Regions from separate parts of the Homo sapiens genome. Here region 2 is linked to region 1. Evidence: chromatin contacts called from ENCODE Hi-C or POLR2A ChIA-PET data. All regions are on one chromosome and are shown on one strand. Each heading gives the region's core, a stretch centred on a gene start or an enhancer-like site at or near the end of the contact. The rest is flanking DNA. Distances are from core to core; before and after follow the strand shown. Region 1 holds the start of ZNF200 (zinc finger protein 200). Region 2 holds the start of OR1F1 (olfactory receptor family 1 subfamily F member 1).

Region 1 (5,837 bases), core at 1,548-4,047:
TGAAGGACATGCTTTTCCCAAAGCAAACAACCTGAACACACAAAGGCTGTGATTTCTTACCCAGTAACATCATTTCCCCGACACTGCTGTCATCTTCCTTCTCTGACGTGAGTTGTTGAGTAGGATCCAAGCTCACACATTCTTCCTGGCAGTGAAATACATTCAAATCCTCAAAGACCACCAGCTCCTGAAAGAGCAAGAGGCCCCTTTCATCTTAGTAACTGAGGTTCACTGACAGCCCTACTGGTAAGAAAAGCTGACACACAAAGATCAAGGGAAGGGATAGCAAGAGGGACCTATAAATCCCACAGAGGTGCAGCAAAGACAGGACAGCCAGGCTGAGAAGGGCTCAAGGAAAAAGCAGAAGAAAAACACCCAAGAAGGCCAACTCCTAAGAATGTGTTTTTACACACAGGTTGGCCAAGCACGGAAGGTGATGGATTCAGGCAGTAAATGGGAAAACCAAACCCACCTCAGGGTTAGCTTTCAAATACAGAGACACTGTCTCTTGTTCCTTTTGGACTCCTTTGGGCAGAAGCTTCACCAAGGGACGAGGATGCACTGGGGAAAGAGGAAGGTTTAGTTAGTGAAAAACTCAGTGACTCTAACACAGAGACTCCCCATACCGCGAGGCCAGGCTGTCCTCATTCCTTTGACAGGTAACTCATGGCCTTTTCTGCTCCTGTGAGCCCTTATAGAGTTCAAGCCATAAACTCTAGGGTCTTGAACCTATGGCATCTCCCTGTTATGAAAAGAATGACTTCTCTAAGCACCTTTCAGAATTTCCCATAGAGTATTACTAAAGGAGAGCTTAGGGCAACGTAAAGTGTGAAGATGCCCAGAAAAAGCACAAAATTTCTAAAATTCCACATCAACCTAACTCAATAATTCATCTGATTTATCCTTAAAAGATATTTCCCTCAGAATGTTTGGGTAAAACTGACACTACAGAAAGATGCACACTGTTTATTCTGTGGCCTTACTCACACCCAGCACTTGAGAAGAACTTCCTCTTTCCAACACTAGAATTGACTCCTTTTCCAATATACACCATCCTAACTTGAATTTATAACTAACACAGAAACCTATCTTAGACTCCAGTACCTCCTCCTCCTCTTCTAGTGAAACAAGCATGTGCTTCTCACCTCTGTTCTGAAGGCTTGAGCTCACATCTTTCATAATAACCAAGGTCTCCTTGACTTTCTGACTGGGCTGGACCAGGCTTGGCTTGGGCAAGAAGGTGAGGAAGTGCTCCAGCACTAGCTGGTGGATGGTCTTGGGCCCGTTAGTGGCATCTCGAAGTAGGTCTTGGCCCAGCTTGGAGTCTGGCGGAACTCTCAGTATAAAGGACTGCTTTGGCTTTGGGGGCATAGGAACCACTTTTGCAGCCATCATGCCTTGCAACCACACACCACACTCGTTTCGCGGGGCCTCCAGAGCCACCTCTTACTAGAGGAAATCTGCCAGAGAGCCAAGCTGTAGACAGAGAAACCAGGGATTACCCAAAAGACCAGGCACGGCATTACTGCACTCCAATATGTGGCATGGCTGGTGAGGCTACATGAGATCTAAAGAAAACGACAGCTGGGATAGGGAAATCATAACTGAAACGCAGTATTTGAACAAGATATGCTTAGGAAGATGTGAAAGGAAGATCCTGAGAATGAAAAACAGAGACTGTGCAAACCTCAAGTCCAAAGGGAAGGGAGTAAGGGTGGAGCGGAGAAGGCCAAGGTCCAGCCTCCTGAGAAATACAAAGTGTGGCCAGGTACCGGTGGCTCACACCTGTAATCCCAGCACTTTGGAAGGCCCTGGCGGGTGGATCGCTTGAGTCCAGGAGTTCAAGACCAGCCTGGGCAACACAGCAAGACACCGACTCCATAAAAAAAAAAAAAATTAGCTGGGCGTGGCGACACAAGCCTGTGGTCCCAGCTACTGGGGAGCTGGGAGGATTGCTTGTGCCCAGGAGGTCGAGGCTGCAGTGAACTGTGATCGCGCCACTGCACTGCAGTCTGAGCGACAAAGCAAGACCCTGACTCTAAAAAAAGAAAGGAAAAGAGAAAGGAAAGAAGGAGGAAGGGAATCAGGGAAGAGAAAGAAAATAAAAGGAAAAAGAAAGAAAAGACAGAAAGAAAGACGGTGTGTAAAACCCACCAGGAATAGGTTAAATCAGGCTTGGAGAAAGAGCAATGGGCTAGAAGACAGGAAATCTGGGGTCAATACCGAGGACATCTGCCTAAAAGCAGGTTGGTCACTGAATCTGGCCATACTGTACCCCTCGAACCGAAGCTCCCTCCGGTGCCCTTTGGGCGGGGAGGCGGTTGGTGACTCTCCCGGGGAGCAGATGCAAGGCCGAGGAGGTGTCCACACACCGCCTGCCGACTCCTCTCCGCCGTCAAAGCTCTGCTGAGAGCGGCAGGCGACATCCCACTAAGGACCGCCGGGCCAGGCTCACTCTGGGGCCTCTTCCGCTGGTCAAGGAACACCTTTACCGTAAAGCTCAGCGTGCGCCCCTGCCTGAGGCGCTCACCAGGCTCCCTACCCGGCCTTGCTCCCTCAGCAACGGACACGCTCCGCTCCCCAGAGGCGGCCTCAGCCTGGTTCCCGCCCTCACGGAGCCCCTCACCTCTCGGGGCCTCTGCAGCCCCTGAGCGTTTGCTGGGGACGGCTCAGAGACTCAGGCTCCGGGAGAGATAGAAAAACTAGGCGCGAGCGGTCGAGCCCTCCCCTCGCCCTTCCGAGTGCCCTCACAGGTCGCCGGCGACTATTCGTTCGCGCCGCCGCCAGTTGAGGAGAACGGCAGGGACTCGGTGCCTTCTGGGAAGTCGGGCGCTCTGCGGCTGTGACGTCACAACCGGTGCCTTGTTTCCGGTGCAGAAGCCTGGTCTCCCCGTTCGGAGCCGGCAGTCTGCGCTTGAGACGTTAAGACTTGAGACAGGCCAGAGGAGCTCTCAGGGCCGGAGGGAGGCCAGGACGGCTGTAGCCTCTCTGTGGTTCTGCCTGGAAGACGGAAGGCAGGTGGTTGGCTCTAGTCATCCACGACGGGCTGGCACCTCTCCAGCTGCGGCCAGTCTAACCCCAGGGCCTGCTGGGAAATGTAGTTCGAATGCAAACAACCAATGGACGACCGTCAGGCGCGGCGGTTGGGGCGGGGCAGGCCCCCCCACCGCCCCACCCCCCGCCCACCCAGCGCCCGCGCTCCCCCCACCCCCCACCCCGCCACCCCCCTACCCCGCCACTCCCCCACCGCCCTACTCTCCCCACCCCCCACCCCCCTACTCTCCCCACCCCCCACCCCCCACCCCGCCACCCCCCACGGCGCCACCCCCCAACCCCCACCCCCCTACTCTCCCCACCCCCCTACTCTCCCCACCCCCCTACTCTCCCCACCCCCTACTCTCCCCACCCCCCTACTCTCCCCACCCCCCCACCCCCTACTCTCCCCACCCCCCTACTCTCCCCACCCCCCTACTCTCCCCACCCCCCCACCCCCTACCCTCCCCACCCCCCCACCCCCCTACCCTCCCCACCCCCCTACCCTCCCCACCCCCCTACCCTCCCCACCCCCCTACCCCGAGGCTTAAAGGAAGCAAGCTATCTCTCCGACCGGAAAATCAAGACGCCTCCGCGGTTTCCGCCTTTTACTGCGGTTCTCCAGTAAAAAGACTGCGGAGGCGGACAGGGTGTGGCCGCCATGGGACTCCGCCCCCGCTCTGGTGACTCCCATAGGTTAGAGATGGGGCACCGACATTGCCCACTCCAGCTTGCTAACTTCTACACTGCTGTCCGCACCGGCCGTCTTGTTTTTAAAGACATCTTAATTGCCCTTCTCCTACTGTCTCGGTTTCCTTTCTCAATTTCAGCTTCCTACGGAGGCCGAACAGAGTTTTGTGTTTGTGCGTTGTATCCACACTCGGTTCGTTCCCCAGTGACGCACTGATCAGGGTTCGGACAACTTGTGGGCAGGGATGGCCTTATTTCTCGATGTAATACCAGCCTCCAGAAAGTTGACAAAAGTAAAAATATAAATGAATGCCTCTTCTTAAAGTTAATTATACCTGACTAATGGCTGACGATGGCTTAAAATATGTTACAAAGAAACGAGTATGAAAACTGTGTGGCACCAAGACATTCTAGAAAAATAAGGAATATCTGCCTTTTCAGATCAAAATTTACTAAAAAGCCTCCGTTAATCAAAGCATTATGGTTTGAATTATGAGGCAAAACAGATAACTGAGATGTCTTGAAGTAAAATATAAACCTGTGTGATTGTATTTTTTAAGAACTTTTTCTTGACTCTGTTAACAAACAAGAAATAGACTGGAAGATAATTGTAAAGATTAGCTACACAAAAGATTATACATTCCTAAGACAAAATGAACCCCTGCCAACTGACAAAAAGCAAAGGCAATGAGGAGCTCTTCCCGAGAGGAGGAAAACTAATTGGTCATTAACATTTAAAAAGATGCTTAACCACACTACTAGTCAAGATTATCACTTTTAAAGGGAACCACATTTTTCACCTATCAAACAATGAAGGTGGAGAAATAGGCACTCCTTTCGCTGGTAGTGTGGTGTGTGAAGTCATCTTGTAATATATATTAAAATTAAAAGTACAAGTATGTACCCTTTGACCTTCACAATCTCATCTGTGAATCTGATGTCTACAAATTTCTTGTAGAATTCTTTGTAGTGACAAAAACTAGAAATGACATGCATGTTCATACGTAAGGAAAGGAGTAAATTGGTGCATTCATACTCTGGAAATTACCCAGCTATGAAAAAGAATGGATTGGAACTATATGTACACCTGGAGGGATGGCCATAAAATATTACATGAAAAAGTTTCAGAGCTACATATATTATGCATAATTATATTTTTGGAACAAACAAAACACCTTGTGTATGTTTGTGTTGAGGGATACACAATAGATTATTAAAATGGTTACTCATGGGATGGCCAGGCGCAGTGGCTCATGCCTGTAATCCCAGCACTTTGGGAAGCCAGAGGTGGGCTGATCACTGGAGGTTAGGAGTTCAAGACCAGCCTGGCCAACATGGGGAAACCCCATCTGTACTAAAAATACAAAAATTAGCCGGGCGTGGTGGCGGGTGCCTGTAATCTCATCTACTTGGGAGGAGGCTGAAGCACAAGAATTGCTTGAACCCAGGAGGTGGAGGTGGACGTTACAGTGAGCCAAGATCGCACCACTGCACTCCAGCCTGAGTGACAGGCACACCAGCCTGGGCGACAGAGTAGTAAGACTCTGTCTCTAAATAAATACGTAAAATAAAAATAAAATGGTTACTCAGAGGGAGGGAATGGAAATGGAGAAAAGGGAGAGATTACACTTTTTTTTTATTGTGTCACTTCATTTAATGAGCACGTCAATTTGGTAACTAAAAATAATAAAACCTTAAAAAAAAATAGAACAATAGGCCGGGCATGGTGGCTCATCCCAGCACTTTTGGAGGCTGAGGTGGGCAGATCATCTGAGGTCAGGAGTTCGAGAGCAGCCTAACATAGTGAAACCCGTCTCTACTAAAAAATACAAAATTAGCCGGGCGTGGTGATGCATGCCTATAATCCCAGCTACTCAGGAGGCTGAGACAGGAGAATCATTTGAACCTGGGAGGCAGAGGTTGCAGTGAGCTGAGATCATGCCACTGCACTCCAGCCTGGGTGACAGAGCAAGACTCCATCTTGTGGGGGCGGAAAAAAAAGAAAAAAGAACGATAAAGATTTTTTAAAACAATTTGATGGAAAAAAAGAACGATAAAGATTTTTTAAAACAATTTGATGGAAAAAAAAGAACGAAAAAGATTTTTTAAAACAA
Region 2 (5,837 bases), core at 2,377-4,876, 47 kb before region 1:
AATACAATCTGAATGACAAATCAAGGGCTTATTACCGGGCTTCATAGTTTTGTTTTGTTTTGTTTTGTTTTGAGACACAGTTTCGCTCTTGTTGCCCAGGCTGGAGTGCAGTGGCACAATCTCGGCTCACTGCAACCTCCGCCTCCTGGGTTCAAGCAATTCTCCTGCCTCAGCCTCCCGAGTAGCTGGAACTACAGGCTTGAGTCACCACGCCCAGCTGATTTTTGTATTTTTAGTAGAGACGGGGGTCTCACCATGTTGGCCAGGCTGGTTTTGAACTCCTGACCTCAAGTGATCTACCCACCTCGGCCTCCCAAAGTGCTGGGATTACAGGTGTGAGTTTGAGACCAGCCTGGGCAACATAGTGAGACCTCGTTCGTACAAAAAAATAAAAATAAAAAAATTAGTCGACAAGACATGGCGGCTCACTACTGTAATCCCAGCACTTTGGGAGGCCGAGGTGGGCAGATAACCTGAGGTCAGGAGTTCCAGAGCAGCCTGGCCAATATGGTGAAACCCCATCTCTACAAAAATATGAAAATCAGCCAGACCTGGTGGCAAACAGCTGTAATCCCAGCTACTCAGGAGACTGAGGCAGGAGAATTGCTTGAACCTGAGAGGCGGAGGTTGCAGTGAGCCAAGATCATGCCACTGCATTCCAGCCTAGGCGACAGAGCAAAACTCCGTCTCAAAAAAAAAAAAAAAAAAAAAAAGTTAGTTGAGTGTGGTGGCAATCACCCATAGTCCCAGCTACTCAGGAGGCTGAAGTAGGAGGATCTCTTGAGCCCTGGAGGTGGAGGCTTGCAGTGAGCCATGTTCATGCCACTGTCCTCCAGCCTGGGTAACAAACCCTGTCTCAAAATTATAATAATAATAATAATTTGGATCTTGGATAGAGGCATACACAAAGGGAAGATGGTATGAAGGCCCAGGGAGAAGATGGCTGTCCCCAAGCCAAGGAAGGAGGTCTCAGCACCAACCAACCCTGCCCATACTTAGTCTCAGACTCCAGCCTCCAGAATAGTGAGAAAATAAATTTCTGTTATTTCATCCACTCAGCCTATGGTACTGTTATGGCGACCCTAGCAAACTAATACAGTATTATTCAATAATACTAAATATTATTCTGTCATAATTAGGAATGAATTATTGACATATGCAACAAGGATGAACCTTGAATACATTATGTTAAGTGAGAGAAGCCAGACATGAAAGACTGCTATTGTATAATTCCATTTATATCAAATGTAGAGAACAGGCAAATGCGTGGAGACAGAAAGCATACTAGTGGTTGCCAGAAGATTGGAGGAGGGAGGAACAGGGAGGACTGCTAATGGGTACTGCATCTGTTTTGGGCTGATGAAAACATTCTAGAACTAGATAGTAGTGACTGTTGCACAATCACATGAATATATAAAAACCACTCAATTACACACTTTAGTGAATTTTATGGTATGTGTAGTATATCTCAATTATCAATATACTGAGTCAAAGCATATGCCAAAATTGGAGAATTCAGACATATAGCTATTCCCCACTGGCTTCTGTGGTAAGGCTATGAGATAAACTAGGCCTAGAATGGAATTGATGCAGCGGGCAGTTCAGAAAGTGGGGAAAGAAACTTTGCTAGTGAGGTGAGTGGTTTTTCATGTTTATTGGCCATCTGTGTGTGTGTGTGTATGTGTGTGTGTGTTTGCTTTCCTTTTTCTGTGAATTACCTGTTGGTGTGCAAAGACAGCTGTTTACGTGGTTCTCTAGCCAGACTTTCCAGGGCACTTCCTGGCTGTGTGAACTTGAACTAATTCCTTAACCTTTCCAGGGCTCCAGTTGTGTCATCTGTAGACATGAAGATAATGGTGTACTCCTCGTGCATCTGCTGAAAACAACATGAGGCTGGGTGCAATGGCTCACGCCTGTAATCCCAGCACTTTGGGAGGCTGAGGCAGGCGGATCACCTGAGGTCAGGAGTTTGACACCAGCCTGACCAAAACAGAGAAACCCCGTCTCTACTAAAAATACAACAATTAGCCTGGCATGGTGGCACACGCCTGTAATCCCAACTACTTGGGAGGCTGAGGCAGGAGAATCTCTTGAACCCAGGAGGCAGAGGTTGCGGTGAGCCAAGATCACCCCATTGCACTCCAGCCCGGGGAAAAAGAGCAAAACTCCGTCTCAAAAAAAGAAAGAAAGAAAACAGCATGAGTTAGTTCATGGAAACCAGCAGAGTCTAGTCCCTATTCAGTAACTGACGAGAATGAGCAGTTGGACTCTATTCTGTTTCCTTTTTTTTTTTCTTTCTTTCTTTTTTTTTAGACAGGGTCTCACCCTGTCAGGCTGAAGGGCAGTGGCGCAGTCTGGGCTCACTCTAAACTCCATCTCCCGGGTTCAAGCGATTCTCGTGCCTCAGCTTCCTGAGTAGCTGGGACTACAGGCACGCGCCACCATACCAGGCTGATTTTTGTATTTTTAGTAGAGACAGCGGTCTGGCATGTTGGCCAGGCTGGTTTCGCATTCCTGGCTTCAAGTGATCACCCGCCTTGGCCTCCCAAAGTGCTGGGAATACCGGCGGGAGGTACCGCGCCCAGCCTCCTTCACTTTTCTGTGACTTCCAGAGCAGACAATACATAAGACACCGGGAGAGATGCCTGCAGGTGAGTAGACAGGGTTCTCCTTGGCTTCCTTTGAGTCTCAAGGAAGTCACTGAAGCAGCGGGCCCAGCTGCCTTTTACGCCTCACGCCAGCCTCCAGACACACCCATTGCACCATGTACTGCTACTTGGCAAACTTTGTCACGGAAATCCAATGTTTCCAGTTTCTGGGTCCCGAAACTCTTCCCATGCAAGCTCTAGGACAATCTCTTTTTCTCCAGTCTCCACTTCAAGGCTCAGTTGTTTTCCACCTATGGCCCTTAGGGCCAGCCCGAGGCTACACTTGCCAGCCAGAGAGGCTGCGGCAAGCAGCGTTTATGCTCCATAGTCCCAGGTGAGGAAGACGAAGCCTTTTTTGTCATAGATCTTCATTTCTTTTCTTAAATGTCTTTTAAAAATATGCCTATGTAATTTTTTAAAGGATTCGAAATCTATGTAGCCCAGTAATAAGCCCTTAGTTTGTAACTTCGATTGTATTTTCTTTGGATTATCATTTGCCGTTTTAAAACCTTGGATAAAATCTGTGTATTTCCTTTATGATTTCTGACATCTCTATCCTGCCTGGAAATCCTTTTACCTTAGTAATAGGCAAATGCACCTATATATCATACCAGCACGACATTGAAACCACCAGCTCATAACCTCAGCGGGTAACCTTGTTGGTTTACCCAGCAGGAGTAAAGCCTGCCTCGGAAATCTGAGGGTGGCCGCGAACCCACAAGTCAAGATTCGCAGGTGCGCGCGCTAAGGACTGAGCTATTGGGGCGATGGAGAGAGTCTCGCTCTGCGTCAGGGACGGAAGGACGTGTCCCCCACCAGAAAAAGGAAAAAAAAAAAAAAAAAAAGAAAAAAGAAAAAAGGAAGCGGCGGCTCGTTGGTCTAGGGGTATGATTCTCGCTTTGGGTGCGAGAGGTCCCGGGTTCAAATCCCGGACGAGCCCCCTTTTCCTTCTCTTTTTTCCCATTTCGCATTTTCAGCAAGGACAGGAGACTAGGAAGGCGGAGGGAGGCTGCTATTGGCAGGGCCTCAGTGGAGACCTCCCGGGGTCCCGGGACGCAGACGGACGGGCCTGAATCGCTCGCCTTGGTGAAATGGGATCCAGCGCTGCCAACTGCGGCAACTGCGGTTAAAGGAGACGACCCCGTGCAGCAGGAGGAGGTTATTTAGAATAAGGAAGAATGCGCCGGGCTCATTGGTCGCTACAGGGGCATAAATTTTTTCTAGGATTCCAGAGTATGGCTGCTCCAGTCCCAGGTGAGCCCTCCTCCGCTTAAAATTCCAGTTTATTCGGAGAAGGGGAGAATACCGGAAGCGGGGGAGAAGGGAGGGGAGTGAGTGAGAGGAGGGAGGCGGGGAAGACCGGGCATCCGCGGGCAGCACTTCAGTCGGCCCTGGCGGGGTGGGGGTCTCGGCCCTTGTCCCCACCCCCAGACCCCGGGGCCTTCCCACTGAGAGCGAGGGAATTCGCGGCTTTGATCTGGAGGGGACAGGGAGCCCCTTTTAGCCCAGATCTGCTGGATTCTCGGGAGTCAGGTGAAATCTGGATACAGGGAAGGGCAGAGTGACAGTAAAGGGTGCCCCGGAACCGATGCCCGACGCCTGCTGCCCCACGGCCTTCATTCTTGCTCCTCCTCACGTCCTGGGGACTGGAGGTCCCGCCAGCTCCCCCCAGTGAAGGGCAAGGGGGCGCATCGCAGAATCGCCCCTGGTGCGCAGCGTAGTTGGTGGCCTAAGCCGTCTTCTCCGAGAGCTCAGCCATCCTGGGCACTTGAGGCCAGGCAGGCGCTGCGGGGCTGGTTCAGTCGATGGAGAAAAGAGACTCTCAGCGTCAGCCTTTAGGGTTCGAGGCCCACGTGGGAAACTCGCTTTCTGGGTTTTGGCTTCCCTGGGGAGAAGGGAGGACCGGAGCCGGAGAAGCGTGAGGTGCGGCGAGGTAGGGTGCCTGGTAGCTGGTGTCTCGTGCACTCCGTCAGGCCTTTATTGAACACCCATTGGTGCCACGCTGAGGGACTGCAGCGTTTCCAAGGCGAGCTTGCAGTGATCGAGGCTCGCAGACCCTCAGCGCAGCCGCTGCCTGCTATTGGGAGGTTCCCATGTCCTGCGGAAGCTGGAGCTCCTCACTGCGCGCCTCGGAGACGCCGAATCCCCAACTCAAGGCCGAGTGGCGGTGGCGGGCGAGGACCCAGGGCCCTTCTGGATTGTGGTAGCGCCAGGGCTGCTCCCCATTTTGTGCGTCGCGGAGGAGGGGCCGGGGCTCTGGGCTTCCGCCACACCCATCCTCACTTGAAATTGCCCCTTCCAGGCGGGTCTGAAATAAGATTCTACTCACTGGGTCCTGCTGGGTCCGCCCCAGCCGCCCCCAGGATGCTAGGACGCCCACAAAGATAACCTTAATGCGTAAATCGTGTGGCTCGTTGGTCTAGGGGTATGATTCTCGCTTAGGGTGCGAGAGGTCCCGGGTTCAAATCCCGGACGAGCCCGGCTTTTGGTGCAGGGTAAAAGTCGTTTCCTGCTCTTTTTTAGATTCGGCTCGACTTACAGACCTCAGCGCAGGACGTGGACGCCCTGCAAAGGTAATTTGTACAAAGGTCTCAAGCTATGTTGACGCCGCCTACTATCCCACTACCTCTTCTTAAAATTCATCTAGAGTCCTGTCACCAGTGTTGCCAGAGCCCTTTTGACAAGCTATTTTTTTTGTCGTTTGTTTGGTTTTTGGTGGTTTTTGTTTTGTTTTGTTTTGTTTTTTGTTACTTCTGGCAGTGCAAACTCGAGGCACCGAAGAAGAGACAAGTCCCTATATACAATAAGAGCCGAATCTTCACAGTCAGACGCCTTAAAAGGTCCAGCCTGGGACTCCCACCCACTATCCCCGGTTCTAGCAGTCGCAGTCTTAATGAGAGAGTGAGCCAGGCACTCGAGCAGTGGAGATAGGCTATGGGTGTTTGCGTCTGGGGTCCAGAGACCTCTCCCTCCCCACATCCCGTCACTCCTCACCTGCGTGTAGCCTCTTGGGGCTCCTCTGCTCCCCTGTCCTGGTTTTGGAAGGAGTACGGACTGAACCCTGGAACCCGGGTACCCCGTCCTGAGTCCCAGCGCCCACCAGGACTGGGGCCTCCTCTGGTCTACTCTGAGGACAGATTCTATTGGCAGGGACTTCATTTTTGTTTGGGACGCTGGGTTTGAGAACGT

What was found. A loop is a pair of places that touch in the nucleus more often than their neighbours do. ChIA-PET counts read pairs that join two places held with the same protein, here RNA polymerase II (POLR2A). Pooled maps may share reads with other maps.
Region 2: a map of mammary epithelial cell shows a loop between it and region 1 (4-fold over the local background). The contact joins the promoter of OR1F1 here to the promoter of ZNF200 in region 1. A Hi-C loop is called at or near these places in 10 of 168 maps with a recorded cell type or tissue (CD4-positive, alpha-beta T cell, CD4-positive, alpha-beta memory T cell, CD8-positive, alpha-beta T cell and 5 more), 17 of 37 single-sample maps with no recorded cell type and 17 of 50 pooled maps. POLR2A ChIA-PET finds 5 or more read pairs at or near these places in 23 of 52 experiments (CD4-positive, alpha-beta T cell, CD4-positive, alpha-beta memory T cell, CD8-positive, alpha-beta T cell and 18 more).

What each region holds. Positions count from the first base shown.
Region 1 is chr16:3,232,361-3,238,197 of GRCh38, forward strand. ZNF200 (zinc finger protein 200) reads right to left here and starts at 2,798. Exons shown (of 5, transcript NM_198088.3): 1 at 2,627-2,798; 2 at 1,146-1,476; 3 at 473-561; 4 at 61-187. The coding sequence starts at 1,395. RefSeq lists enhancers at 2,837-2,896, 2,907-3,116.
Region 2 is chr16:3,184,578-3,190,414 of GRCh38, forward strand. It overlaps OR1F1 (olfactory receptor family 1 subfamily F member 1), which reads left to right and starts at 3,627. Exons shown (of 4, transcript NM_001370640.6): 1 at 3,627-3,902; 2 at 5,172-5,221. TRP-TGG3-5 (tRNA-Pro (anticodon TGG) 3-5) reads left to right here and starts at 3,517; the gene lies at 3,517-3,588. It overlaps TRP-AGG2-8 (tRNA-Pro (anticodon AGG) 2-8), which reads left to right and starts at 5,057; the gene lies at 5,057-5,128. RefSeq lists a silencer at 5,026-5,185.